Linked DNA regions of Homo sapiens: region 1 is linked to region 2. A link is an interaction called in ENCODE POLR2A ChIA-PET data of the cell type or tissue named here. Cell type or tissue: OCI-LY7. All regions are shown on one strand. Each heading gives the region's core, and the rest is flanking DNA. Links, peaks and the distances in the headings are about the cores only. Region 1 overlaps FAM124A (family with sequence similarity 124 member A). Region 2 overlaps TMEM272 (transmembrane protein 272).

The links. ChIA-PET counts read pairs that join two places held together with the same protein. Peaks named below come from ENCODE experiments on the same cell type or tissue, not always from the same donor. Only the 100,000 strongest peaks of a DNase experiment are listed, where the experiment ranks them.
Region 1: POLR2A ChIA-PET joins it to region 2 with 5 read pairs; 1 of 35 experiments calls an interaction of 5 or more read pairs at or near these places.

What each region holds. Positions count from the first base shown.
Region 1 is chr13:51,232,632-51,247,697 of GRCh38, forward strand. The region is part of intron 2 of FAM124A (family with sequence similarity 124 member A); the gene reads left to right. Among named protein-coding and RNA genes, the nearest start is that of FAM124A, 18 kb to the left of the region's middle. RefSeq lists enhancers at 10,521-11,110, 11,111-11,699. In OCI-LY7, for the core only: no CTCF peak of the experiment used is centred there; a DNase peak (open chromatin) is centred at 6,490; H3K4me3 peaks cover 381 bases.
Region 2 is chr13:51,817,324-51,832,389 of GRCh38, forward strand. It overlaps TMEM272 (transmembrane protein 272), which reads right to left. Exons shown (of 5, transcript NM_001351003.2): 3 at 9,243-9,302; 4 at 4,732-4,814. Among named protein-coding and RNA genes, the nearest start is that of TMEM272, 20 kb to the right of the region's middle. In OCI-LY7, for the core only: no CTCF peak of the experiment used is centred there; DNase peaks (open chromatin) are centred at 4,926, 7,998 and 9,368; H3K4me3 peaks cover 2,701 bases; H3K27ac peaks cover 5,000 bases.

The sequences.
Region 1 (15,066 bases), core at 4,232-9,231, 590 kb before region 2:
AACCTTAGTAATAATGAGAATAATGCTTCAGAGATTTGCACTCATTCCCCAAAGCTCCTGCATTCCTAAAACCAGAGAAAGCTCAGTTGAACTCTCTCTCTCTCTGTGCCACCATTTCCATTCCACTCAGTTTTGCCCAGAGGCTACATTTCTTTTCAGAATGATTTTTCTAAAATACTTGTGTGAAGCCTTAGTTCAATTTGTAGCTCACAAATCAGTCCTCTGGTCACGACACAACACCTCTATAGTTATCAAAACTGGTAATTTGGTTTGGGATGTTTTCCTCTCCATTATTTTAATTGCAGCCTCTGAGTTGGAATTTCTATTAGTGCAGCTGGGATCAATACCCTGCTATTGCTCTTCCTTTCTACTTTAAATGTTTGGTGGTTCCTGCCTCACTCTTCAGTGTTGGGGCCTCTTGGTGAGTGAGTGTGTATATGTGTTTCAGTTAGGAAATGTATTTGACTACAAATAATGGTGGAAAATGATGGCTAAACAAGTAGGGATTCGTTTTCCTCTAACCCTTAAGAAGAAAAAAAAAGTCCACGGAGGCAGTGCAGGTCTGGTGTAGAAGCTCCTTTTGTCATCTGACTACACCGTTCTCAGCTTTTGGCTTCCTTCCTCAAGCTTGTCTCAGAGTTATAACATGGCTGCCTCCACCCCAGCCATCACATCCTTGTTCCAGGCAGGAAAAAAGAAAGGGGAAGGGCAGAAAGTACCTGCCAGCTGAGCCATCCCCACTTTTTAAGGAATTTTCTCAGAGACTCTACCCAGTAATTTTTCTCTCTATTGGCCAGACCTTGGTCACATGTTTAACCCTAGTTACAAGGGAGTCTGAAAAATGTTATGTTTTCTTTGGTTACATTGTCACATGCTATGGTTCCATTAATAAGGAAGAAGGGGAGAGTGGGTACCGGGGTGGGGCGGGTAGGGGGAAGCGGGGAGGCTTGACTGTCCCTGCGTCAGCACCAGCACGGTGCCTGGCCTGCCTCTCCTCCCAGCCAGGAGCATAAATCCTGGCGCCACCTACTTTCAGGAGAAGGCCCCTTGAGCAGTCAGTGAAGAGTAACATAGTTGACTTTCTGAAAAGATTTGGAAACAATTTTAAAACCTAAAGTCTTAAATCCTTTAAAGTATCAATTTGACAATGCTACAATAAGAAAAAAAAATATTTCCTAAGTAGATTTTTAAAATAATGTTTCCCTACAAACTATATAATCATAGGGGTCTGAGTGGAGAGAAGGGTAGTGACTTTGTTATTTATCCTGAATGATTTAGTTACAGGGCCTCTCCCAGTCACAGTTGAGACTTGGGGTGGCACCGTCTGTGTCCAGCAGGGTCCTGGGCTGCCCCTGCCCTACAGTTGCATTGTCCCAGTCCCAGTTTGACATCCTGGGAGCAGCTCCTGCATCTCATTGTCATTCTGCCACTGCTGTCAGCCTCTCTCGACTCAGTGGCTTTTGAATGATTCCTGGTTCCTGTTGGGAATTGAGAGTTAATTCTAATCATTCACTATTACAAAGTGGATTTTTCTGCGTGTGCAAGTGATTCTTACTCAACATTCACGTGATGCTCCTTTACCCATTTGTTCCTGAGTTCACAGGGGCAGAAATGCTTCCTTGGGGTAAGCTAGCAAGAGCATCGACCTTGTTGCCTGTTTGTCCACAGCTGAGTTTCCATTACTAGGGATTGTAATGAGACCTCCCTCCAGAGAGCACCATTCTATTTAGTTGTCTTTTTCCTCAAAATGCAGGGGGCTGCTTCCTCATGCCAGCTGCCCCATGGGAGAAAAAGAAAAGTTATCACTAAGCGAAAGGTATAAGAGTGGTGGCGTGGTGAGGTGTCCTGAGTTCTAGTCCCAGTTCCACCGTGAATTAGCCACATGCTCTTGGGTCATTCACCCTCTCTGGGCCTTTGTTTCCTCCTCTGTAAATAAGAGGATTGGGCTGGAAAGCCTTTAAGGGCCCTTCCAGAAGCTCTAGGAGGCTGAGATATGAATGTCCAAGAAACTCCTCTACAAAGAGATGGAAGGAAGGAGGAGGAAGGAAAGAAGCAGGGAAGCACTGAGGCACTTACCTGTTTTCTCTTTGCTCTCTTTTTGACCCAGCATAAAAATCTGGAAGCCTGGGCATCCTCTCTCGTGGCCTGTAATGTAAATTCTGAAGCAAGGGCCGGCCAGAATCAACCCGAGCTTCTCTGAACCGTGAGCTGCCTATAGGTCGGTCACAGTAGAGAGACTGTGGTGAGAGGCAGCAGCTCCTTTTTGTGCCCCTCCCCTCACAGAACTGCACAGGTCTAGGGTAGGGGCAGGCATGTGGACTGCTGGGCATCGTCCTCTTTTCCTCCACCTCACAGATCATGGAACTGCACTTCGCTGACTTGTCCTCTGTCCCCGTCCAGATCCGGGGGATGTGACCGGGGGGCTTCTTTAATGGATGGTTTGGTTTTGTCTGGGTGAATTTTTTCCAGTTGCAACGGGTTCATTTGCCTTTTTCAGATCGACAAGGAAGACGGGATTTTTATTTTTATTTTTTTCAATGTTTTCTGAAAGGCTAAACACACTGTTGGCACTCAGGAGATCTCAATAAATCATAATACTTGCTATGGAAGATTAATTTTTACTTCCAGAATCCTGTTTTTCCAGAAATCTAATGAGATCATCAAGCCACTATGTACAATTTACATTCTTATGCAGTTTAAATAAAAGGAGGGAAATTATTTATAAACAGGAGAAAAGAAAAACAATAATTATGCCAGGAAAAAAAGCAACTCTGCCACGTAATGCTAACGAAATTTGCATCATGTGTGATTGAATATTTCCATTCAAATTAAGATTATAATCATACTTAGAGAATTACTCTTAGAAGGTATTAGGAACTTAAAAATTATATTTTTAGGAAAATATGACATTTTTTGAAGATATCTAGCCCCAGAATAAGCCAATAGGAAGTAGTCAAAGAATTAACTAGTCCTATTTGAGGCTGTTCTGAAGGAACCTTCTCTATTTTGTCTCCTAATTTTGCCTCTAAAACTGTTCCTCCTCAAAACTCAGTTAGTCATGAGCTCTTTATCTGGCACCTTAGGAACTGCCAGCGATGGCAGGAATGCCTTGTAGACAGCAGAAAGCACAAATGCTAAAAGATTGGGTGAAGTGATAGAGGGCTTCTCCTAGCCCCTTGACAGTTCCCTGAGGAATTCTCTGTGGCTGTGGAAGTCAGGGAGAAAAGGCCACCAACAGTGTGCTCTGCTGATTTGAGCCTGGGAACATGTACTGAGCCATGCAAAAAGGCACAACTGATGGGTGGCTGTGAGTCACTGAAACTGTTTTTCAACCTCCTGGGGACTCAGATTCCTGCCCTCTTCCATTTTGGCCCTACCTTCTTTTTCCAGCTTCCTGCTCTGTCCCTCCAGTAACTCAGATAGCCTCCCTTCCTGTCGACATCCTCCCTACTGCTTTCCTGGGGTTGCTGTGTCTGAACTGCCCTCGAAGCAGCCCCAACTAGGCACAGCTGCTGCTCTGGGCCCCTGGATCACTCTTATTGAGAGAAAAGGGGTCAGGTGGATCACAGGTGTTTTTCAAATAGGGAAGTCCAGGTGTCTTGGTTAATTACAAGCCGTTATAGCTGGTCTAGAGCCACCACTGGGGCTTGTCAGTTCTGCTTCGCTTCTCTGTCTGGGAAGACATCTCATCCCTTCCTGAGACTGTCTTTCCTCACAGCTGTCTCTTTCCACATAAATGCTGCCTTCTCCCTTTAGTTTCTCAGTCATTTCAATATTTTCTTACAAGTTCAGGATACTGATGCAATAAATGTTTTGATTTTGGCCTTGGCCACATTTTTGCAACCCCTCAGCATTTTGGAGGGAAAGATGAGCTCATTGTGATATAATTAAGCAATTACATTTGTGATAAGCCAATGTAGGAGCTTTGAAAGCAACACATGGAAAAGACATGATTGCATACTGTAGAACTCCTCACCAATGCGGAATATGTGAATACATATGATCTGTGTTTCCATATGCAAGAGCTAAATTCAGACTTGGGATAATGAAGTATTTATTATTTTCTTTCTGTTTTCATTAGAGAAGATGATAACTTATTGACAGATTTTGCTCATTTTAGAGCCAGTTTTTTATCACATCTCCAAAAAAGGAAGATCAATGTGTCAGAAGAGATGCTAGTAGTCAACTTTTATCCATTTGTAAATGTTAGAGTCTTCATTTTTTCTTCTGTGTAAAATACTTTCCCTGTAATTCTCAAAACAAATATTCTTCCAGAGTCTTATTCCATAAGATCTAGGCAAAACTCAAATCTGTTTATTAATTCTCATAAAGAACAATTTTAGCTATTGAACTTGCTTAATTTTGTGATTAGCATGGAGTTGGCAGTGTTCACAGGTTTGTGAAAAGACTCAAAAATCCACCTCTTCCATCCCCAGCTTCACACCCTACTGCAGTAAAATTGTCATAAAGAAAAGTCACCAATATTCTCTAAATTAGAATGTAGTCTCTTAGAGTTAGTTGTATACCTTGAGTGTCTCAGTTCAGGTCTGCCCCTATTTTCATTAGTTTTTTACTTCCTTAGCTTCCAAAGGGCTTATTAGTAATACTAATGATTGTTTGATATACTGTAGTAAACCCAGCAGTTGACATAAAACAAATGAAAGCACTGGGGAGATGATGTACTTATTTCCAAGTGGAGGAATATCATAGGGTTTTGAATTTCTACTCTACCATCCACAGAGCTGGAAGTACTTGAGCATGCAACTTCCAGCCAACGAACCCCAAATAAGAACTATTTCCATTTTTATTACATTTAAGACCATGTCCTGGCACAACAGTCATGTTTATTCGCAAAACTCTTCTCAAAGGAGATTCAGGGTGAGCTGTGGCACAGCTGGAATGAGTCTGCAGCCCTGGATCGGGTTCTCCATAAGGGGCTGAGTGTTGGTCGATGGTGTCAGTGATAACATGTTCCATCTTGGTGTGTGGCCATGGCTGCAGAAACCAGTGAGAAACCACTGAAATGCTGTACATCTGTACAGATCAATCTGATTTCCTTATCCAGTCTGTCTTCTTCTGTGGCTTTTCCTTCAAAGTGACTGAAGAATTCAAGCTTTTACTCAGTAGTATCTATTGTATTCCAGGCATGGGGCATCTTGTATACCTATAGCTACTGTCCCTGTAGGTGTATGGTATGAGAGAGCACCCTTAAGGTTTCTTTTCCCCACCCCAGAAGCCAGGGGCCTCACTCCAGCTTTCCCTAACTGTGGAGAGAGGGCCCTGCTGCTGGTGGCTCTTCCCACAACCCCAGGCATTGAAGCTTTCTGTGGAGGGGCTTTGGGATACTTGTCAGGTTCCGAGGCCTCCTCTTAGGGCTGGGGCCATTTAGCATGTAGCTGGTAGGTGACACTAATAGGCCACAGGCCTGGGTGTGGCATTTATGGCAGGTCTGGGTTTTGCAGCCACTTAGGTTTTGGCTCAGCCACAGCCTCAGAGCCACAGAATGCCAGCTGTTGTGGGTCAGGGCATCCTGCTTGCTTCACATTTTGTCAGCTGCCCAGGGAAGGTGTTAATGGCCTGGTAGAGCGTATAAAATCACCAAACTGGAAAATTTGCTGCTCAGAGTGTGGTCCAGGGACCACTGCATCAGCATCACCAGGAGCTTGTTAGAAATGCAGAATCCCAGGCCTCCTGAGGCCAGTAAGTTGTATGTACTGAAAGTTTGAGGAGCACCGAGCTAGCCCATCTCTTCGTTATGCAAGCTCGCTCTTAAATCATCCCTGATACAGGTGGCTTATCTGAATCTCTTACTTTTGGGTTCTAATTTTTAAAACCTATAGGCTCTAGGATCCACCTAATATCTAGATGAAAAACATTTTTCACTTGATATTTGCATTTTTAAGTTGATAATTGAAAATATGTTTATCCATTGAGAGTGGTTTATTCTAAAACACGGGATATATCCCTTATGAAGAGGGTAGAGGTGTGTGTTTGGGGTTTGTCTGAGAAGCAGGTAGCAGCCTTACCTGTTGGACCATGGAAGTGGCAAATGAAACCTCTGAGATGAAGGAATCTACTGAAGCTGAACGTGTGAGTCCATTAGATTGTTATTTCATGGTGTGGGGCCTGTATATTCAGAGTCCTCTGAATGGGGGCCTGAAAAGCTAGGCAGTATTAACTATCTGACAGTTGATAAGAAAAAAGCAATAACCAAAGATATGCATCAGGAAATCACAGGGTAAGGACAGTATATGACACAGACAACTCCTTTGATGCTTTGCTACGCTGGCATCCATTTCCAAAAAAAATATGGTGTAGTCCTTCTGGTTTCAAAGGTCAGTTTTAGTTGTGTGACTTCAACTCGACAGAGGGTGTTGATTTCCATCCGGGATATGAAAGAAAAATGGAGGCAGACTTCTCGTGACTACTTTCTCCCCCCTTGAAAAGCTGAAGTGGTACTTCAGGGATATCTGGTCTACCAGAATCATCAGGATTTCCCCCAAGACAGGAAACGAAAGTGAATAACTGCCACTACTCCTTACCTTGATGTGCCTGGTGCTTTTCTCAATTTCAAAATAATTTTTTGCTACCCAAATAATACATAGTCATTGCAGAAAAATCAGAGAATACAGATTAGCAAAGAGAAGCAAACCCAGAATCCTACTATCCAGAAGCAACCATTATACATAATTTGGTGTCTGCCTTTGTAGGATTTTTTTCTGAGCATCTATATATTTATGTAGATATATAACATTTTGGGTAATAATTTACTAAAAAATGGCATTGTATATTTTGTTTTATAGTCTAATTTTCTAACTATAGTACAAACATCTTTATATGCCAGGAAACTCATCTCTATAATAGTTTGACTATTCATACAGTATTCCCTTATATTTTTGCACTGTACTTTATTCACCAGTTCACTATTGTTGGTCCTATAGGTTGTATTCACTGTTTTACTACTGTAAACAGCATTGCCAAAAACATCTTTCTAATAGGTCTTTGTGCATATCCTTCCTTATTAGAAAAAACTCCTACAATTGGAATTGCTGGGGTAAAAACTGTACTCTTTAAAGCTTTTGATCCCTATTGCTAGGGTATTCTCCAAAGGTGCCATTTCACTCTCCCACAGACATGGATGAGAGTGTCATAAAAATTGTGATTTTATGTACACAAAAGATTATCTGGATAGATACATATGTAGATAGATAGTAGGTTTTTTAAACAATAACAATGAGCAAAATTACTCTATGGAGTCGGTTATAAACGGGGAGACTTTCAGGTTTTGGAGAACCACAGGGAAATCTTTTCTGCTGCCCTCACTGGAAGTGTGGTATTGATGACAATCCTGCTCCAGCCTCGGACTACAGTAACAGCCACAGCAAAGCCATTGGTGCTCCGTCCAGCCTTTATGGAAAATATTTTCCACTCCAGTACAGTTTCTATCTTTGTTCAACATCCATACTGCTGTCTTTAACTGCTGATGGTATAACAAGTTAGAAGTAGCTGAAAAATATGATACAAAAAGCCAAGTCATATCCTTTCAAGGTTACAAAATTCAGAGTCGAAGAAAACTAAGATGATCCCATCATTCTTCCTTCTTTCTAAACCTTCTCTCCTTCTTCCACATTTGTGAAACTTCTATTTTGCACATCACCTGATTCGGGAAGGGAAGGAATGTTCCACATGCTCTCACTCCCCTTTTTATTTTGACCTGACTCTGACATCTTCTGACGTTATTATTGGCACACAAAGGAAGTGAAGCTGAGCAGTTCAACCTGTGCTTAGAAGAATGATTTTCCTTTTCGTAACAACAGTAGTTGCAAGACGTCTTTCCTTTGTCAATTATGGAGATAATTGGGCCTTTCTCTACAAGTCCATATTTAATATTTCATTGCCCCAGGCTTGAGGAGAGTGAGGCTCAAACATGTAGGGCCACAGATAGACTGAACTGGGAAGTTAGAGGTCTCTCTATGAGACAGTGTGATGAAGGGCTCGCCATCTGTTAGATTATAACACGTTCTGCTCTTCATTGAGAACTCCTATAAGAAGCTCCTATTATAAAGAGTATGAATTTTCAGTCACCAACTCAGACATAAAAGCAGTACTGCTTTATTTCTCTATAATTGAGCTGAACTTCATCTTGAGCTGCCGCCCTCACCCCCTAACAAGTGAAGACACAGTCCTGCTCTTCTCAGGGATCCCAATGCCTGCAGGGCTCAGCCCAGGAGAGGTTCAATCCATGATCCTTTCTCAGAACGCTTCTGGCACACAGATTTTCATCAAGTTCCTTCCAGTCGTCTTCCTCCCACCAGAAGCCCAAACTTGGCATCTGAGCTGGAAAAGCTGCCCTTGCAGCCCCACATGTTCTTCTGCCTTCTGGTTCACAGTGTGAACCCTCTGCTCTAGGTTTTTAGCCTTTCCTGGCTCAGAAAGCCTTTTCTGTCTCCAAAAGCCCAGCTCTTGCAACAGAGAGCCTTGCCCTTCAAGACCATTTCCTCTGTTATGAGTTAAAACAAAATTTTCAGAAATTCAATTACTAAGTTTATCTGCTGCCATCCTCCCTGAAGCAGTGAACAGCCAGGACTCTGTAGGTGGAGGGCCCCAAGGCGATTAAGAAAACTGTGGGAAAGGGAAACTTGGTTATTATTTCTGCATCCCATTCTCTGCGTCATTTAGAATGTATCATCTCCCATTTGTATTTTTGTTACATTTGTCACGTGTGAAGGTCTTGGCTTCTCAGTTAGATTTTAAGCTGCACAAAGGCAAGGACAAGCTATGTCTCCTCTTACTTGGAGTCCTTGGGGCAGGCACTTCAGGACTAGGTGCCACTGAGGTATAAAGGAGAAAGCCCTGAACTGGGAGTTGGGAGATGTTTGTTCTCTTTCTAGACCCACCATTGACAAGTGGCCTGACCCCAACTGTAAAATGAGGGGGCTGGACTGACTGTCTTACCCATCCTTAATTTTCTAGTCATGTCCAGTAAGTTTGTTCTCCAAATGGGCCCAAAGTACACATTTTCTAAGGAGACTTAGAAACAAGTACCGGAGACTTGTCAGTGTTATATTAAAATTTTCAAAATATTTGAATATTCCACTGAATTTTAGGCCAAAAAAAAAAAAATGAGTCCCCAGGCTCCATCCACTTCCTACATTGCTCGTTTGATCATGAGCAAAGCCAGTGCTGGATTTCGTCACTGCTGCATCTACTGCGTTCAGGACGTGTTTTATAAGCACATATGCAGTGGCTTTTCTTAGAAGAGTTGCAACGGCTAATCATTATTCATCTGATTTCTCAATATCCTGCCAGAATAAGTCCCTTTTTAAGATAAATCTTGACTAATATAATTGTAAGGATTCCTCCCACGAGCTCTAGTGTAAGACAGAGGCCTGGAGTTTCCTGATGAACAAATCCTTGGGATAGGCTTAGGCTAACATCTTCCTCTTTTGTCTTTTTTGTTTTGTTCTTTTTGGTAGATTTCTTTCATTTCCTAATACAAGATTAATATTAATTCTGTTCCTCTTGTTTCCAAGCCCTGCTCTGTCATCTCTGGATCTCCAGTATTTGTTGAGATCCTGACTTTCTCAGGATGACTTTGCTGCAAATGCAAATGACAAGCACATAATGTGGTTTAGAGAGAATTAAAATTACTGAGTAGAAGAAAGGACTCTGTGTAGAATGCTATAGCCTCTTCAGGCATTTTGAACCGTCAAATTTTTATGCAAGAGGAGTCTTAGTACATCATTAAGCATGGTACATTGCTGGGTGTCAGGCCTGCATTACTTCTCATAAACTTTCAAAGTCCTTGCAGTCCCAGGGACTTACACACGTATGCTAGATATGTTTAAGTGTTTCTAGCTGCAGTTATACCTCCTCAAACTAATTACATATCAACCTTCTGGTCTTCTCCCAGAATCTCTGTCAAGCTGTATCAGGATTTAAAGTGTCTGTCATTCCTTTGGTTGGTGTCCGGCTTTTGCTCCCCCTCCTTTTCCTATCAGGAGAGTATGTTTCAGAATGATGGACCTGAATGAAGCTTAGAAATACATTTAAAGTAAGATGGATGTCCCATTTCCAAGTGGAAAAAAAAACCGGCAGGGTATCTAAAGTATCTGCCTTACTTTCTATATATTTTTTTCTTAATAGTGTCCTGGTTTTAGAATGAGCTCAGGAATATGAATTAGACATCCACATCGCTGACATTGTTCCTCCAGCAAATCATAAAAAAAATGAGAGGGCGGTCGAATAACTGTTATAGCAAAGCCACCCTTCTTATAAAAGCGTGAGAGGGCCTATAGACCAGAAAGATCCTTTATTGTACTCCTCTGCCAAATGAAAATATAAGTTTTAGCTTAATCATTTCAGCCTAGGTTCAGTTCTTCAATTACAGGACACTTCTGTGAAATCAGGCTGAGGAAGAACCTTATGATCTATATTATAAATGCAGTTTGGATCTCCATGTTAAAAATCCTATATGTCACTTCACTGCCACCACAGGTCATTATTTCCAGCACTGCAACCAGTCTCGCCACTTTCACAGCCCAAAATTGCAGGCCAACAGGCCTTGTCAAAATTACAAAATTACCAAGAACAAAGTCTGAGATTTTGTCTTAAATATTGGTGGAGTAAGGGAGTTGCTTACACATTTTTCATTAGTTCAAAGTTTCAAAGAACTGGCTTCTAAAACTATGAAAAAAAGAGATGAAGGCAGGTTATTCATTACATTCCGGATGAATAGCGTCTCCCAGGAAGGAATTTGGAGGCCCCTTTCTGAAGGCATTTGTTTCTGGCGTTCTGGGGAATGCCTCAATGTGGGGAGGCTAGCCCTCTGCAAGTTTTGTGTTCAGCGTCACCCAGAGCCTTTTTCCCTCCTGCTTTCAGACCTGGTTGTTGGTTTTTTTTGTTTGTTTGTTTGTTTTGAGACAGAGTTTTGCCCTTATTGCCCAGGCTGGGGTGCAATGGTGTGATCTCAGCTTACTGCAACCACTACCTCCAGGGTTCAAGTGATTCTCCTGACTCAGCCTCCCAAGTATCTGGGACTACAGGCGCCCGCCACCACACCCGGCTAATTTTTTTGTATTTTTAGTAGAGACGGGGTTTCACCATGTTGCCCAGGCTGGTCTTGAACTCCTAACCTCAGGTGATCCACCTGCCTCGATCTCCGAAAATGCTGGGATTACAGGCTTCAGCCACCACGCCCAGCCCAGATCTGGTCTTTATTCACAGTGTCAGCCGGTGCCCTGGACATGTCTTTGTTGTGTGTGTGACGCACCGTCTCACCTGAGTTTTCTGCCACTGGATCATGTGGGTCTGGTTGGCAGACCAGTATCCCAGCCCCCAAGCCACTCAGTGCCGTTGATGGGGGCTTTAGAAATGCAAATAAGTGTTTATTCAACCTTATGCAGCTCTCAAGCCAGGCTCCAGGGCCAGATTCCTAAACCAAACAACCTGCAACAGCTGGAGGTGCCCTCCTTCACAGTCTGTTGGCCTCGTCGGGGATTACTGGGCACTGCAGTGTTGGCAGTAATTTTGGCACTGGAATGGCGCACAGCAGTTTATTCCGTCAATGGTAAATTGTTACAGCCACTGCCTTGGAAACCACGTTGAGCATGTGTGTGTTCAGTGAAGTGTCTGTCTGTAGGACTTAGCTACCCGGCTTACATCTTATATATTTGTTTATTGTCTGTCTCCCTCACTAGATTATAAGCTCTCTGAAGGCAGAGACTGTTTTATTCACCACTGTATCCTCTAGTGCCTGGCACATGGTGGGTGTTCAGTAAACATTCTTTGATTAAATAAATGATGAAACTAAATTGCAAATTGTCAGTGACAAATTGTGTCTAAAGTGACAATCATATTAATCGTTGCCCAAAAATTCTAGAAAGGGGTACCTGAGCTTGTCATATCCTGAGACTTGTCCAGGAAGTTCTTTTGGAATGAGAGATCTCTTCAACTAGACATGCCCACTGCTGGGGAGGGGGTGCTCTGGGGACACACCAGTTGGCCAGTTCTGGGAGGAGGGCTAGTCTGGCAGGCACCGGGCAAGCAGTGCAGGCATGGCTGATCTAAAGCCCAAGACTGCAGAGAGTGGTTGTGAGGGGCCCTGGCGCAAGCAGCATTGAGGTAGGTCCAGCACCCGGAAGTCTGTCAACAGGCAGACTGCCCTCTTCTTCCGAAGACTCCAGCTGAGGATGCCCACCCAGGCGAAACAGCCAGCCCATTCACAGCAGGCTCTCCCACCTAAGGTGGGTGAAGGAGCTAAGCCATGATTTCAGAGCCCCAGCCAATTTGGGGCAGAAAAACCAACGCGATGATTCCAAGTGAAGTGGCATCGTTCATCTGGGATAATACCCGAGGTTTGTTGTCTTCTGCCAAGGAAATCAAGGATGTGGACACACAAGGAGTGAGATTAAGAGCAGAGCTTTAATAAGCGAAAGAAAGAGAAAGGCTATCTCCTGCAGAGAGAGGGCTCCCAAGCAGGTGTCTGGTCTGCCACAAAATACTTAGGGTTGTGTAGATGAGCTTGAGGAGGTGGTGTCTGATTTACATAGGGCACAAAAGATTGGTCGGACCAGGTGTGCCATTTGCATAAGATGCAAAAAACTGGTTAGGACTAGGTGTGCCATTTGCACAGCATGTGAAAATCTGGCCGCCCCCCACTTTAATCTTTTATTATGCAGATGGATTCTCCACCTGGCGGATGCCATGTTGCCTGTTCCTTTACTGTACACACGGTGACAAAGAAAAGGGAAGATGGAGCCTCCAGGTTGAACATACCTGGCCCTCAGGTAGCCCTTTTCTATTGGCGCAGCTTCCGGCATTCATCTGTGCAAGCTTCCAGCTTGCTTATCTACATCTACAGCTCGAATTTTCAGACTGCTCTTTGTTAGAAAAGAAATGATTTGGGGGCTGCTTTTTTGTTAAAAGCAAAATTCTGCTAAGGGCTCTTTTATACTCACTATGTGCCTAAATAATTTCTTTCCATCTCCTGTATCACGAGGATTGTGCCCTTGAGTAGTGAGAGGACATAGTGGTGAGGAGCACAGATCCGGGGTTCAGACAGCCCTTGCTGTTCTCCAGGCAAATGGTCTTGAGCAGGTCAGTTAGTAGTTCATCTATCATAGTGTTGCTTTAAATGAAAGATTAAATGAGATAGTATACATAAAGCTTGTAGGACAATGTCTGGCAAATAATAAGAGCATAATAAATGGTTGCTATTGTCTAAATTAATTTTCTGTTAAATTTAAATGGCCAGAAACAGGATACACAGGAGAGGTAAAATGTTGGAAAAAATATATATATAACAAATGCCCAGGCTAATAGTACACTTTCTGCATCATAGAAGGCCTGAGCTTGTACACTGCTTTCTTTAACACTGTTTTCATTTTGTGTTATCAAAGGAAAGCCTAATTGTCTATAATCAAATGAAAAAGAATCTCCCTTCTCCTTAGGAAAACACAAACTAATTTGAAAGCCTTGTTAATGGTGTGCTAGCAGCTCCCATCCTCCCACCAGCCTTGGGGCAGTCTGTGCCACTGCTCTGTTTGGTTCTGGTCTGTGTTTTACCATAATTCAACAGGTGCTCGCTAGGTCCTTTGAGAAGACATGTAATAGATATGATAAAGGCAGAGCACATCCCACAGTCATGTCGTCTGTGTTTCTCCAGGGAGGCATAGAGACTTTTCGTGGCAATTAATTATTCACATTTTCTGTCCTTCCCCTCAAATGCTTGGTTTCCTATCCAGCTCCACAGAGGCATGTTTCTCGTGGGGTGGGGGGGGGTGTAACTCTAACACCTGATGACAGCTTGAAGCTGCGTTCTGTGTTCTTTGCTTGTGTTTTCAGGTCATGTGCAGCGGGTACGTGCTAGTGATGGCCAGAGCATGCTAATGCCACTGCTCATTCTCCTTAGCTCTTCTGGGGCAGGGTCTTAGCCACTTACATGTCCCTGGTTCAGGCAGTGCAGAGGGGGCTCTGGGGGTCGGGTCTTCGTCATCCTGGCTCGCCTGCTCTTGGCTGCCTCCCAAACTGCCAGGCGAGCTGGTACTTGGTGGAATGCCTTTCAGCTCACCCCCCTGCTCTGAGGCCGGGCATTTCGCCCTTCTGCAGAGCTGTAAACATTCACTCATCCATGCAGACTTCAGCATGGTCTTTGTTACTGCTCTCAGGGAAACCTTTGTGTAACTGATAGAGATGGCACAGGGCTGAGCGCCCTGACAGCTCCACTGGAGAGTCTCAGAAGCCACCTTCTCCCGGGCCTCTTCACACCCAAGCCTCTCACGCCATGCTATAGGCTTTCTTGGGTGACTGTTATGCATTCCTTTCACTTGTGCACCCACCTGTGGTGCTGGCCTGTTTGAGTTGCCCTCGAGGGCACTGCTGAGATGTGAAGACCTGGGCATGTGCCAACAGGGAGGGCAGTTTCTAGCTTATTCTTCCTCCAAGACCTGGGGCCAGAGGAAAGAAATGTAAGTGGGTGTCCAAGAAATGAAGCTGTTGGCTGGTGGCTGGGAATGAAGCCAGTCAGAATGAGGTGGGAGAGCCGTGCAGAGGGGCCAGGCGGGAGCTGCCGTGGCCACACATGGATGGAGAATGGCAGCTGGCCACTCTGCTGTGAAAGGGATACAGTGGAGAGGCGAGCACACTTCTCTGCAGAGCCTGGGCTGATGGTGCACACGGAACTCGGATACTGGAGCTAGTGCTCATACTCTGTGTGACCTTGGCAGGCTACTTCACCTCCTGTGCCTCAATTTCCTGGTTTCTAAAATGGGGACAATCATAGCACCTCCCCTTTCTATGGTGGTTGTAAGGATTAAATGAGTTCATACATGTAGAACATGGAGAAAGCACCCATGTTAGCTAACATGTCACCCTGTGTACCTGGCCACATGCACACCTGGGGGTGGGATTAGGACCTTGAAGGGACTTCCTGGTGGCCCAGGCAGCTTCTTTTCCCAGACTTTCCTTTACTTCGCATGGTGTTTTTCCCCCCTCATTAAAATCATCTGTCATTTTTTTCAGGTAAAATTCTTGACCCCTCGTTCAAAGCCTTTCTGTCCTTTTCCA
Region 2 (15,066 bases), core at 4,908-9,907:
AATGAAGGCATAAATTCATCGCCAGCATCCTCAGTGGTGTTTTCCTTTTAGATGTGTGAGTTGGTTTGGACAAGGGATTGGCTGGGGTAACCCATCTCTGCATCAAGGTTCAGACTGACTCTCTCCTGTATTGTGCTAGCACATTTGCACCCACACATAATGTAAAAATGACACCTGGTCCGCATGCTAGAGGACCTTGAAATATATCCCTCTGTCTTGGGAGGAACCCCTAGCAGACTTTTCCCTGGTACTTCCAGGCCATGTAACAGGCTTGGCCGAATCCAGGTACCGTGAGCCGTTTCCTCCCCACCCCAGCCCCGCCCAGCCTGCTTTCTCTCTTCTTGGAAGTTTGTACCACTGCCCATCTCAGGCATCTGGAATTCCCAAGTGGGGCTGTGGACTGAGAGTCCCTCTCAGTCCTCGTACATCTTTCAAGTCAAGAGCACAGACCCTTGTCCTGGGAGTGATACTCTTGGGGGACAGACCATCTGGGCCCCTGGTAGATGGTCCCTGACTCCAGCCTGACACGCCTTCGAAATTCTGCTGCCACTTGGTTACACAAAGCACCACGACCCACCCGACTCTAACTGGCCACAAATGCCTTTGTCACAGGGGAGCACACTTTCCCCCTGGAAATGCAGCGGTGGAAGGACACAGGTGGTCTTTGCTAAGGAATGCCTTAACAGCTCCCCGTCTTCTCTACCTAGCAACTTGATCTGTGATGTTTTTGAAAGCCTGACCTGTGTATCTGCTCTCTCTGGCTTCCTAGGCTACCCATCTCTCCCGAGGCCACACTCATGGCACCCCTAACCCTGGAGAGCAGGGCATTAGAAAGAATCCTTGGATGACGGAGGATGTGGCCGACTGGCAGAGGCGGGGAGAGATGCTGAGCTTGAGTGAAATGGAAGGGCAAGCAGGAGCCAAGAGATGCAGCTAACTGGGCTCCAAACTGTAAAGAGAAGCAAGGATAAAATAAAGAGAGACAGAGAGATGGGAACAGCGAACCCCAAGCTGTGCCTTGGGTAGGTGATAACTCCAGATTTGGACTTGTTCCATTTAAAATTTTGGATGGAAATGCAGGGTCTAGTGGCCCACAGGGGGCAGAGTCAGAGCCTGGAGGTGAACAGAGAGAGGTGAGGACTCCTGGCAGAGATCTGGGGGTTACCCGTGAGGAGGTGATAGTGACTCTGGGAATGGATGTTGTACAAAAATAGACCCTGGTGCTGGGCAAAGCGCTTGACATACATTATCTCAATGAATTCTCCCAGCCTGAGGCTAGAGGTACTAAATAAACATGGGCGCAGGACCAAAACTGGAGCCATTGGGCCAAAATGTCAACAGCAATTTTCTCTGGGTGGTGAAATTTACAGATGATTTTGATTTTCTTCTTTGTGCTTATCTGCATTCTCTGATTTTCCAAAATGGAGAGTTATTACTTATGTAAAGATACAAAACCTAAGGAGAGTGGTTAGTTTAATGCTTGGTATGTGTGATCTTTAATGTCCATCCTAGCCTGGGGCCGCGTATTATCTCTGTTGCCCAAATGAGGAAACTAAGGCTCAGAGAAGTTAAGTCACTTCACTGAGATCCACAGTGAGTAAGAGAATGAGAAGGGCAGTGGTCCACACCTCTTTGACCACTGTCTACACCACAGTACACTGATGATTAAATCGGAGGAAATTAAATTGGAGGGTTCTCGCCTAAGACTTGCAGCCCGGCTGGGAGGCAGAACATCTCCATAAGAAAAGGAAAGTGAGGCCTTGGGGGAGTTCAGAGAGCCACCCACAGTAGAGCTGACTCATCCAGGGAGGGCTGCCTGGAAGAAGGGGCATACTTGGGACCCCTATGCACAAGGAGAGGTGCGAGGGTCCTCCTCTGAGGGGGAGTGGTGTGGCAAAGGTGAAGGGTGGTGGGTTTAGGGTAGGGGAAAAACCAATTGCCTGTAGTAGGTTGGCTGACGGTGGCTGTGTGGTTGGGAAAGCCCAGGCTGAACACCAGCTCGCTGTTTCCTCACTGTAAGCTGGAACTGAGAGTCCAGCTCAAGTTTCCATCACTCAGATGCATTTCCCTTCCTTGCAGGGCCCCATTCCTTGGAGGAATTCCCCCACCCACCACGTGTCCCCAGATCTGGCTGCCCTCCCAGGACTGGTTCTTGGCTACAATGATGCCAGGAGAAAGGAACCAGCCCAAGGAAAGAGCCGTGGCAAGTGGGTCCCACTGCCCAGGCTTCCTGGAGCCACCTGGCCCCCTTCTCTCCCACTAACCTTTGAGGTTGTGAGCTCTTCCAATCAATGACCTCTTAAGTTAGCCAGAGTTGATTTTTTGTTCCTTGTAGTCAAAGAATCCTTCCTGAAGCAAGTACCTGCCTCAAAGGGGCACGGTGAGGACTGAATGAATTCCAAATGAGGGCAGAGCCGTCAGCATGGCATCAGCAAAAAGCACATGCTTACTAGGGGTAGCAATTGCCACTAGGAAGGGTGATGTGGGAAGATGAGGGGGAGTGCAGGGTAGGCAATGGTCACTGAATCCGTCTTTTGGAAACTGTCTTTTAACATGACCCTCAGTAACAAATACATTTTATGCCAGGTCCTAGTCACTGGGTAACTGCATGTCCTTGTTGGCTTAGAGAAGTCCTGGTTTATGCTGTTGCTCTGGCAGGATGATTATTAGAGCCCCCTTGTACTCTCAAAAGTGTCCCAGTTAGGATGATAAATTACACGGTCAACTCACCCAAACACACACATGTCCATATGTAAGTATCACACAATACTTAACTTACTAGGCACTCTAATTTTCTATTTTATTTTTTAAAAAGCAGGTCACACACAGCCTACTTAATTCATTTCCTGATCTTTTAATGGGGCATGACCCTCAGTTCTTTCTGGTAGCTCCATGAAATGTCAGCTCACATCTCTTCAAGTTTCTCTTCATAGAATGCAATACTGTGAAGCTATCTGATGCATTTCACGAAGGATGTTGGGACCCCCTAGGCAGGTTCTGAGGTTGAATACAAACCATCATTATCACAGGCAAACTTCTGCCTCTGGGGACTCTAATCCTGTTTGCCGCTGCTCTAATGGTTATGGACTCACTGTATATTACCTTGCCATCATGAGCACAAAAATTTAATTTGGCTTCAAACGGTTTTAGATTGCCAGGGCAAAAAATCAATGCTGCTTATTAGGGCCTTAGTTTGTTCACTAAAATAAATTACCTTTGGGTCCTGGGCTGGCTTTCAGAAAGGAAAAGTTTGCTGTTTTTAAGAGGAACAGACCCCACGGACAGTAGCATCTCTAAAGGAAAGTTCTGCTGGGCAGCTTGACGATGAGTGAGAACAGGAGAGGCAGAGGTAATTACTGCTGAAAACGCTGCCCTTGTTTTAAGCATCTCTATGGCACTCAAACCGTTAGAGCCTTCCCTTAACACTGTGGGGGCCATGGGGAAAATGTGGCCCCGCTGAGCCAAGAGCCTTTGGGTTTTCTTGGAGCTGAACAGAGTCCCAGGTAGATCCCATGGGGATGTTGTGATGGGGATGATTGTGTGTACTTGTACATTTTAGGACACTGCCCACCAGATTGCTGTTAGGAGATGGGGACATTTAACAGTGAGGTTACCTCAAACACAAAAGCCTCCTAAGGTTTGCCCCAAATCAGACGTCTCCCACGACAGAGTTGAGCTTGTGGCTACCAATTGCATATGAGAACAGCAATTTTCAAGACGTTCCTTTGATGTCTTAGATCAACAGCATGACCAGCGCCACTGGCCAGGATCTCTCCAAGGATCCCCGCACCAGAAGGCAGCTGGCAAAGAAACCCAACACTGGGTCCGAATGAGAGTTCATACTTGGCACTCTTGACTCAGTTTTCTCTTGTGTTACGGCTTTGTTTTTATGAAACCATCTTGGGAAAATGGATGCTTGTGTTTTCTGGCTTTGATATAGAAAGTGGTGAGGTGGGCTTGGAAGACTGGGAAGAGTTGTTGATAGACAGAGGCTGACCTAAGCTTCTCTTGGTAGGTGTAACATTTCTGTGGGCCAGGGATCTTGAAAACAATTGCAGGCTATGCACGCCCCTGATATTTCTTCTTCAGTTGCTTTTTCTGTTTAAACAAATGTCAATACAGCCCAGGAGCAGATTAACTACATAACCTTGAGAGTCACAGAGAAGCACTCCTACCTCAGGCATAAGAATACTTTAATAGTTGATTGATAACTGCAGCCAATTAATCCTATGTTAGTCAATTGAGAACTAGGAAGTATAGTTAAAAGCAGAAATAGGAACTGCTAAATCAAACATATTTTAACCAAATGCAAACCCTGCCTTCAACAGGAAGCTTTTTTTTCCTCAAAAAAAAAAAAAAAAAAAGCAAAAAAAAAAAAAGCAGCAGCAGCAGCAGCGCAGAGAAAGACCATGATTTCACTGGCTGAATTCAATGGTATAACTGGCAGTCAGGGACTCCTCTGCATCAACTCTTGTCAGACCAAAGCCACAGCTTAGCACATTGAACTCAACAGCAGGAAGGAAGCTCTTGCAAATATGCACAGCCCTGGGTAAATGCCCTGCATCTGGAAAAATCTGTGTCTCTGGAGCTAGCCCCATCACTTCAGCAACCACGCTTAGGGGGAAGTTGTTTTGTCTCCCCTGTGAATAGCAGGCAAATAACAGGTGCATTACAGGATGCCTGTGAGTTAATTTCTACAAGGACTACAAACAGCAGATAAAGATACTTTACCTTTAAGGTACCGACGATGCCACCCACTAGCAAATATAAAGGAATGAGGGGCTGTATAGGGCAGTCCTCCAAAAATTTCATTCCTACATAGGGCAAACAGAAGAGGATTGAGAGAAATACATTCGAGAGCACAAAGCCCAGTTTTGAAAATGAGTGGAACACCTTCAAAAGCCAAAATGTTAATCATGCAAACCATATGCTTGTGGGATCTGCTCAGCCTCACCAGTCACCTGATCCTCAGGAAGCTCAGTGGATTGACACCGCAGAAATGGCTCTCACAGCGGAGTGGCGATAAATACTCCCGCAGACAGGGCAGGGACCAGGTGTCGCTGCACCTTTTTTCTGGGTATTAACTGGCTATGGGTTGCACTCTGCCTTTCTGAATAGCCAGTGTATGAGAACTCAAGTTTTCAAGGATTCAGGATTCAAAGGATCCCTTTAAATATACGGTTTTCTTGATATGCTTAAAATAAGGTTCAATTTATGAGTCACATTTCCAAAATGTGACTCTGCGTGAATGAGGTTCTCATCTACTCTGCTTCCAGGGGCCAGGTGGCAGGGAGGAGCCGCTCTTCCTCCCTGTGCAGCAAGCCCTCTGCCGTGTTAGTCACAGTCACCATATGATAACCATTGACCATGCCACTCGCTGGACCCCATGCTGGGAAACACGCGTGTACTCACATATCCTTAGCTACCAGATACAGAGTACTACCAAGCCAGCCTACCCAGTCTACCCTTTCTTAATGGTAGTTTTTCTCCCCAAAGCAATGCTCTGTCTACTTTTCTCAGGTCTTTGTTCCCTAGACCTATTAACCAATGATATGATGTGTCTATTTAACATATAAAGAAGAAATGCCCATTTCCCTCAGGGACCAGTCTGGCTCAAACAACCAAGCTCCAGATGAATTCTAACACACACCTTTGCTATGGGAGACACTGACTGCCCAGCATGTGCCCTTGTTGGGTAGCAAGGCAGTGTGACCAGTTCTGACCAGTGGGCTGTGGGACACCTTGGGGCCAAAGCATTTATTTTTTTTGAGACAGAGTCTTGCTCTGTTGCCCAGGCTGGAGTGCAGTAGCATGATTCAGTCACAACTCACTGCAGCCTCAACCTCCCAGGCTCAAGCGATTCTCCCACCTCAGCCTCCTGAGTATCTGGGATCACAGGGATGTGCCACTATGCACAGCTAATTCTTTTTTTCTTGTAGAGAAGAAGGACTCACTATGTTGCCCAGCTTGTTCTCAAACTCCTGGGCTCAAGTGATCCTCCTGCCTGGGCCTCCCAAAGCGTGGGATTACAGGCCTGAGCCACTGTGCCCAGCCCAGGCCAAAGCATTTAAAAACTGATACATGATTCGTTGTTTGCTTCCTCTGCTTTGACCACCTGGAAACCATGGGTGGAGATGGATTGTTCTCAAGATTGAAGCAGACTGGACTATTATGTCATCACATTGCCTGAGAAGTCCCCATGCCCCCTGAGCCATGATGGAATTTGCGTAAGCAAGAAATAAACTCTTACAGTGTTAAGCCACTGGGATTCCAGGGTTAATTTGTGGCTGTAGCACAGTTAAGTTACCCTGACTAACACATCTGTCAACAGAGTCCAAGAAAGGGAATTCTTACTGTAGAACCAAAGCCTCCTGTTTAAATGACATTTAGACTTTTAGCTTTGATTTGGAATTTTATTCCCTATAAATGCCTTGATACTTAAGCAGAGGGAGTAAACTGTTTTTCTATGACTACACCATATTCCATTGAAATGAACAAAATTTTCTAGGTATACAGAGAGCCATAAATTCAGGGCCCAAAACAGAGTTTAGTCAAATATACACGTTGATCCAATCATCAACCTATGGAGGCTTGTCTTTTAGTTATCTCTGATGTTTAGGTGAATTTGTTATTAAATGGAAATACTTTCCAAGTCTCAACACAGCCTTTTCACACAAAGACCTTTAAGTACTTGGTGCCAAATTTGTTGGACATGGACTGCCTTTCAATTCAAAAGCCAGCTGTGAAATGAACATTGAGTAATGGCTTAGATATCTGCTCATTCCCAATGAATAAAAACAGCTGCTGTTCACAGGAGAGTCAATCAGTGCACAGATGGCTTAAAACGATCCTAATAAATTTAATAAAAGCCATCTTTCCCCCTGTGTTCTCATGTACTTCTTAGGACCTACCTTAACTCTAGATTTTCTTTCTTGTCTGATCTGCAGTATCACGATTATTCTTTTTGGTTTTAGATCTCTCCCTAGTTCAGTTGATAACAACTACCAAATGTAGTGATTTTTAAAATATTTGTTATTGTGATAAAATATCTCAACAAAAATTGCCATTTTAACCATATTTAAGTGTACAATTCATCGGCATAATTACATGCATCATCTTGTGCAACCATCACCACTATCTATTTCCAAAATGTTTTCATCACCCCAAACACAAACTCTATAACCAATATTGCTCTAGAAGCAATAACACCTCCAAAACCCTCTTTCCGCAGTGGATGTGGTGATTTTAATATAATATCCATGGGAATTGGCTTGTGGGGTCTTGTCTCTTTTATGCAGCCTTATTGGTGGATGAATTGTTGCAGTTAAGTTCATTTGAAAGATAACTGGCTGGGCGCGGTGGCTCATGCCTGTCATCCCAGCGCTTTGGGAGGCCGAGGCGGGCAGATCACTTGAGGTCAGGAGTTCAAGACCAGCCTGGCCAACGTGGTGAAACCCTGTCTCTACTAAAAATATATAAATTAGCCAGGCATGGTGGTGGGCGCCTGTAATCCCAGCTACTAAGGAGGCTGAGGCACAAGAATCACTTGAGCCGGGTAGGCAGAGGGTGCGGTGAGCCGAGATCGCTCCACTGCACTCCGGCCTGGGCGACAGAGTGAGACCCTGTCTCAAAAGAAAGCAAAAAGAAAGGTAACTAACCACAGGGTCCAAAGGCTAGGGTTCTCTTACCTTACAGATTTTGCATAGAATGCCCTCTGGAGAGTACCCCCGACTTCATAAGCAGGGCATGCCTAACATCTTGTGAACTCTTCTTGGAAGAACAGAGCCATATAATAAGTGTTAATTTTTGAATTGCACTGTAATAATCACAGCACCAGGGCCTGCTGAAGTGATTGAATTGTTCACTCTTACACTAAATGGCCCCAGACTACTTGGCTGTTTCAGTTCTCTGCAAACCTTAAAATCTTATCTTCTTTTTTATTTCCTGTCAGGCTGTTAGCTTTCATGTCTTACAGATCTAAGGATACTGTTTTTGTTTCCATTTTTAGTATTGTGGCTTTAGCAGGGGTGGCAGGGTGAAACTTACATAACAAAAGAAACCATTCTAAAGTGAATAATTCAGTGGCATTTAGTGGATTCACAGTGTTGTGCAACTACCACCTCCATCTAGTTCGAAAACATTTTCATCACCTCAAAAGGAAGGCTCCTACCCATTAAGCAATTAGGGTACTGGGTGTTTCGTTGTTGCTGTTTTGCAACAACTCCTATGCTCTTTTACTTTCTGCTCCAATATGCTGTGAGCTTGGACCTAGAACACTGGGCCTGCTGAGCTGCTTCTTTTTTGTTTTTGTGTTTTTTTTTTTTTTTGGAGACAGGGTCTCAGTCCTGTTGCCCAGGCTGGAGGTATAGTGGCACGATCATCCCACCTCAGTCCCCCGAGTAGCTGGGACTACAGGCACACGCAACCACACCCAGCTAATTTTTAAGTCAAGACTTGCATTTTTTGGTAGAGACAAGGTCTCACTATGTTGCCCAGGCTAGTCTCAAACTCCTGGGCTCAAGCAATCGGCCCGCCTCAGCCCCACTAACTGCTGGGATTACAGGCGTGAGCCACCATGCCCAGCCATGCTGGGCTTCTAGGTAAATAGGGGTAGCTAGGTCCTGTACACAGGGCTCCCATTAGCAATGTTCAGGAGCATGAGATTAATTTCACTGACACGTGATAACAATTTTTAGCTACTTAAGGAGCTTCCCCCATCCTGCCCCTCCCCTGACCTTCGCTAGACCTCACACTTCTGGATTATGAGGTTGTTTAATATACGTGATTTATGGAAATATTTACTCATTCATTCAGCAAAAAAAAAAAAAAAAAAATGTATAGAGTGCCCATACATCACCTAACGCCAGGTGCATTTTTTGTATTGCTTGCAACCTGCTTCCACAAGGGAACATAGGAACTGGGAAGGGACTTTGGGAAACCTCTAGCCCAGTCACTTCCAAACTTGGGCTGGAGGGATCAGAATCATCTGGGGACAGATTTCTAAAAGAGAGTGTCTGTCCCCACCCAGATATACTGCACTGATATCTCCCAGGGCGGGGCCCAGGAATGTGTATTTTTTAAATCTTCACCAAGTCATTCTGAGATGGCACATAGGTGTCTGGGAATCATCGGGCTGGCCAGTTCTTCTTAAACACATATTTAATGTTTAAAGATTACATGCCTTGGGTCCATGCCCCAACCTGGCTGACCTGTGGCGTCCAGCAGCTCGGAAGGCAGCTTACCTATGAAGGTCATGGACAGCGGCAGAGCCAGGAAAGCACAGAGCACAACAACGAAGCAGGCTGCAAGGAGAAGAAGGGGCAGGCACTGGGTTAGAAACACACAGACCCCTGCATTTCCTCTTCACTGCAGTTTCTTAAGCATCCTGTGAAACCTGACTTTCTCTCCAGTGGCAAGTCAGCAGACAGGAGGAGAAGGTCGCAGCTCGCCTGGGGCTCCCACACAGTGGATGCAAGCCAAGACTTGCACTTCTCAGAGAGCTGAACATCTCTCGTGATCACTTTGCCGATGCCAAGGCCCAGATATCCTGCAGGACCTCTCCAAGTCTGACAGCTTATGGAAAAGGAGTTTATAAACTGCCACTGTGCCCGTGCCAGGATGCCAGAAGCTGCCGGCATCCACTGAGCCAGGCAGGATTCACCCTGTGCTTCCTGGGTGCCTGTACTCAGGGCAGATGGTTCTTCTCTTCCCTGGATAAAATTCACTGACAACTCACTTTATCACTGAAAGTATTTGCTTCACAAAATCTTCTTCCCTTTCCATTCACTTGGTTATATATTCCACAGCCCATGACATTAGATGGGCTCCTAAAACTTCTTGCTGACACACAGTATAATAGAGCTTTGAACTGGCTTGGGGTTTTTCTTTCTGTTAATGCCACCAATCCAACTTTTAGACATTGGGAAAGAACAGAGGAATGGGGGCTACACAGGCTTGGGTCCAAATCCTGGCCCTGTCACTCACTGGCCATGTGGCTTTGGGCAAATTCGTTGACATCCGGAAGCCGTTTTCCTCTTCTGTAAAAGGTGGTGACAGATGTATGCACAAGGACCTCAGGGTATGGCAACTTTTGTGATTAGGCAATTACTTCCCTGCTTTGCTTCTTGGTTTCCTCATCTGTTCTCCAGATCGGCAGATATATCTGCAGATATAGGTTTTGCTTGGCCAGCATTTTTTTTTGAAAGTGTGAATTTGAATGCCTCTTGGGTAGGCCTGCCCCCCAGTTCCCACTGTCAGAGTCTTGACAGCATCACACATCTGTGCTTTCTGCTGAGTCCTGTTGTCATGCTGAGAGCAGAGGATCTCTGAGTGAACCTCATGGTAGCTTCTGTAGCATCTACTCCTTCCTCTCTAGGTCATCACCTTAATTATTTTCGGGTACCCCCACCTCCCTACCTCCCCATTCTGCTGTGCCGTTTATGTGCTCTGGCAGAAGCTGATCCCACCCTGGCCATAGAAAAGGGCATGAAGTTTCACCCTCAATTAACCAGCAGAGCCCCACTTACCAGATACGTTATTAGTGGATGGGCTCATGACTTATATTGGGAGATTTACTGAGAGTCAGGAAAAAGCTTTCTCGCTCTGCTGACAGAACTTCCAGAAACAAGGTTTCTCCCTCCCTGGCCACTGGTGAGGAATTGAATTACTCTGGGGGTGGCTGGCAGCCTTCTTGCCATCATGAGGGGAAGCCAGCCTGCGAATGAGAACAACGCCCTGAGAGGCAAGAGAAGAGGTAAAAAGAAACTGGGTCCTCAGAGACATTCATCACCCATGGAATCACACCACCCTTGATGCTAAACTACTTCTGGACTTGCCATTTATAGGAGCCAATAAATCCCCTTTATTACTTTAGCCAGCTTGAGTTGGGCTTTCTGTATTTATACAGAGCCCACTGTACCTGGCTTAATCTGCAAGGTCCTTTGTGGTTTTGAATTGTCAAAGATCTAGGATTTATCTGGGAATCTGTCTTCTCTAGAGAAGAGCTCTAAGGCTGCAAGTGCCTCTGGCTGGGAGCCTCACGTGCACACCACCAAACGCCAGCTCTGATCTTGCTACCCACAGCGGGTAGGGTGCACAGGGCAGGGTGCTGCCCCTCTCTCAAAGAGACCCGAGAAGTTGCCCTCCATGCCCACCTTGACCTTCACCTCCAGGAAATGTTGATGGGGGCAGGCATGCAGAGTGATTTGCCCCAATTTCCACTCCTCCCCTCAGACCACCCCTGAGTTGTATATAATGCTATCACCAGAGCCAGCTTCAAAGGCGTGCAACTTAACGGCCCCAAGCATCTGGTTTGACGCTCTTCTGTTGCCATCTTGAAATTCTAAATAAATTTCTCTCGAAATCGTGTATTGTAAGTGAAGTTGGACAGGACAGTGAGGAATATGTGTGAGCAGAGGGAGCCTGTGAAATGCTCATGTCTGCTGCCCTTTACCGCCAATATTCACATTTACTCCGCAAGACTCAGGGCCAATATGAGGAAAGCGTGTTGTGTCTTCAACTGAGTAAGCAGGGGGCTGACAGTCCTGAAAAGATTTACTTCCATTTGAACCAGAACTTGCTTCAGATGCAGACAGAAGGCAATGATGTTCTAAGAAACAGGAACAACGAAGGAACTCCACCAACCCCTTTCTGACCCCTAAATTAGTATACCTTGTCCTCTCACAACTTCCTCACCTATCTGTGAGCAGAAGGTGGAGAATGTGGGTAGAATACACCCATATCAAGAAGCAAAATGAAGACTTGTTAGTTTTGTACAATGTTTCCAATGTTCCGATAAAAACAAAATGTGTATGAGAGCTATTAAACACAAGTTGTGTCATTTCAGTGACTCAACATATGAGTTAAATGCTCTTAGAGTTGCATTTAAAACTGACATTATGCAATATTAAGATGAACGGTAAAATATATACTAATAATTACACATTTTGATTTCCCCTACTTAAAAATGATATTAAACAGCAAATAAAAAGGCCAAAAGAGAGACTGCAGAAGAAAGGAAAAAGCTTTTTATATTTTAGTCCCTTGAACAGTGCTTCTTTCCTGCTTTTTGAACAAGGTGCTTTGCATTTTTGTTTTGCTCCGGGGCCCTGCTGGTCATGAGTGACACAGTGCTGCTGGCAGGTGTGGTGAATTAGAGAGAATTTCAGTTAATCTAGCCACATTTGTTTTAATTCTCAACTTAGAGTGGCGGTCAAGGAAGAAATTTCTTGCTGGCAAAGGATAGAAATTCAAGGGGTCGATGAATCCTATTCTGCATTTTTGACCTTGGAGCTTGTTACAAGGATGAAAAAAAGTGATCGGCATCCTGAAAAATCCTTCCCTGTGCTGCAAGCTTGAGGCAGATGGTGCCACCTGGCCACATATATAATCCAGGCAGTGAGTGACACAAAGAAATGGAGCAGTCCCCAAGGAGGCACCTGCCACCCAAGCTTCCTACTGAAGGGTGGCAGAATATGCCACCCCAAACTCTGCAGCTGTGGCATAAGGGTTATTTGGAGCTAAAGGCACTTAAAAAATAGCAGATGGAAGAAGGGTACTCTGACCCTCCCCTTTTCCTTCTTAAAAGTGGGAAACAAAAGCCCCACATAGAGGATGTCCTCCCTATACCAAAGGAAAGCACCATTCTTATCATCAAGGATGGGACATTGAGACCAAGAGAATTCTGTACAAACAGATCTTGTCAAAATCACTCTTATCTTCCCTTAGCCTCCCCACACAGTTTGGTTCCTTTTCTGCAATTACCTCTCTTTGTTCAGCCACGTACAAAAGCATTTGGGTTTTGCTATTTCTTTGGGTTTCCACTTCTTATGAAGGCTCTTGTGTCATGTAAAACTTGCACTAAATTAGTGTGCTTTTCTCCTGTTAATCTGTCTTATGTGAGTTTAATTCTCAGGCCCAGCTGAAAAGCCCTAAGAGTGGAGAGGTAAAATGTTACCTCCTCTTCACTACCTCCCAGCAGGGCTGAGAGAGATGGCCAGGGCCAGAACATTCTTAATGACTACCTGGAGGAGGCTGTAAAGACTCACCACCTGCAGCCATGCAACCAAGCCACCTGAGTCACAGCCCACTCCGCTCCTCATTACCTGCAGCATGGACTGCAGGACTCTTAACCTCTGAGGTTTCAATGTCCTCATTGCAAACATGGGCACGATTACAAGACTTTCCTAACAGACTTGTCAAAATCATCAAATGTCATAATCTGCATAATCTGTGTAGGGCACTAAACGCAGGGTCTGGCACATAATAAACACCGATAAATGCTGGCCATTATCATTACTATTATTATTTTCCATTCCTGATGGAAGGAGACCCAGGCTTCCCCTTTATTTCAGCCCCCACTTCGGAATCAAATGAAGAATCGAGAAAACAACAGGTGAGGTATACACTGTGGTTCTCATGGTGTCTGAGCAGAGATGAGACTGTTCTACACCTTAACTCCCAAGTGGATGCGGCCTTACTCCCTGGCCCTGTTCTCAGGCTGTGCCCTGGCTTCATCCAGTGAGTCCGCTTCTCTGGATCACCACTCTAGGTCTAAAGAGGCTCACTCTTGCTTGAGATCTAATGAGGCTCACTCTTGCTCGAGGTCTAATGAGGCTCACTCTTGCTCGAGGTCGAATGAGGCTCACTCTTGCTTAAAGTCTAATGAGGCTCACTCTTGCTCGAAGTCTAATGAGGCTCACTCTTGCTCGCTGCACCTCAGAGCCATGACTCTCAGGGTCTCAATGGCCGCTCTAGATCTCACAAACCAGGATCAGTACAAATGGCGCCTGGAAATCTGCATTTAAAAGCAACTTCCACCCTGGCATGGTTGCTCACACCTGTATTTCCGGCATTTTGGAAGGCTGAAGCAGGTGGATCTCTTGAGCCCAGAAGTTTGAAACCCACCTGGGCAACATGGCAAAACCCCGTCTCTACAAAAAACACAAAAATTAGCCAGGCGTGGTGGTGCACCTGTGGTCCCAGCTACTGGGGAGGCTGGCTGAGATGGAAGGATCGCTTGAACCCAGGAGTTCAAGTCTGTAGTGAACCATAATCCCGCCTCTGCACTCCAGCCTGGGCAACAGTGCAAGACCTCATCTAAATAAAATAAAATAAAAGCAACTCTCAGGTGATCGTAGCCTGTTTCTGTAAGCTGGCTAGAGAATCTTCAGGGGCTTCCTACAGCTGTCTGCTCAGCATGGTGTGAGGTGCTGGGGTTGGGCTAGGTTGTAGGATCCACTGGGATGGAAATCATCAGCAGTTACCAGCACGAGGCCTTCTTTACCACTTGGTCCTAATAAGGACACCCAAGCCACAGTCAGGAATTGGGGAGCCCCACTCTCGCCTGATCCCCCTGCCTCCTGGGGCATCTGGTTACCCACTCCTCAGTCTTTGGAGCTCTCTGGAACAGAGGCTGAGCTTCCTGGTGATGCCGCTGTTGCGATTGCAGCGGCTTGACAGCAGTGACCACCACTAGTTAATACTGTCCTGCCTTCTGGTCTATTGAGCACCAATTCCAATGCAACTCAGAGTGCCACATTCTGGCTTCTGATGCCATGAGAGTCTCCATCTAGAAAGTCAGTTTGAAAGAGCTGGGTGAAAATAAACTCAGCTTGAGGGTCCAAAGGAGAAAATAATTCAAAATTAGAGCAATAGTGGGAGGATATTAGAATCAAAACGTTGGAGTCAAGTCATTCTTTATGCTAAGAACACAGATAGGCTGATTCCTGACTTACTGAAGGTTGGGAAAAGACAGACTATTGGGAAGGGTGCCCTCCTCAGGGTGGCTTTTGGGTTGCTGGCTCTGGATCCTCACTCCCCTCTTGCAGTGCATTTCAGGGTGGGCTGCTCTCACGACTGCTGATTGCTGCTGCCCGTGATTGTCAGAGGGAGCAGCATGGTAGCAGGTGTTAAAGATACGCTGCCATCCGGTTATCAGTCAAAATAGGTAGCTGGGAGAATTCAATGCATTTTTAAATGGGTAATCTTGATAGGAAAAGTGGGTAGCTTTTGGTCTGTTCTCAAGGATCTCCGGAGTCTGTTTCCTATGAATAGCAAGTATTAATA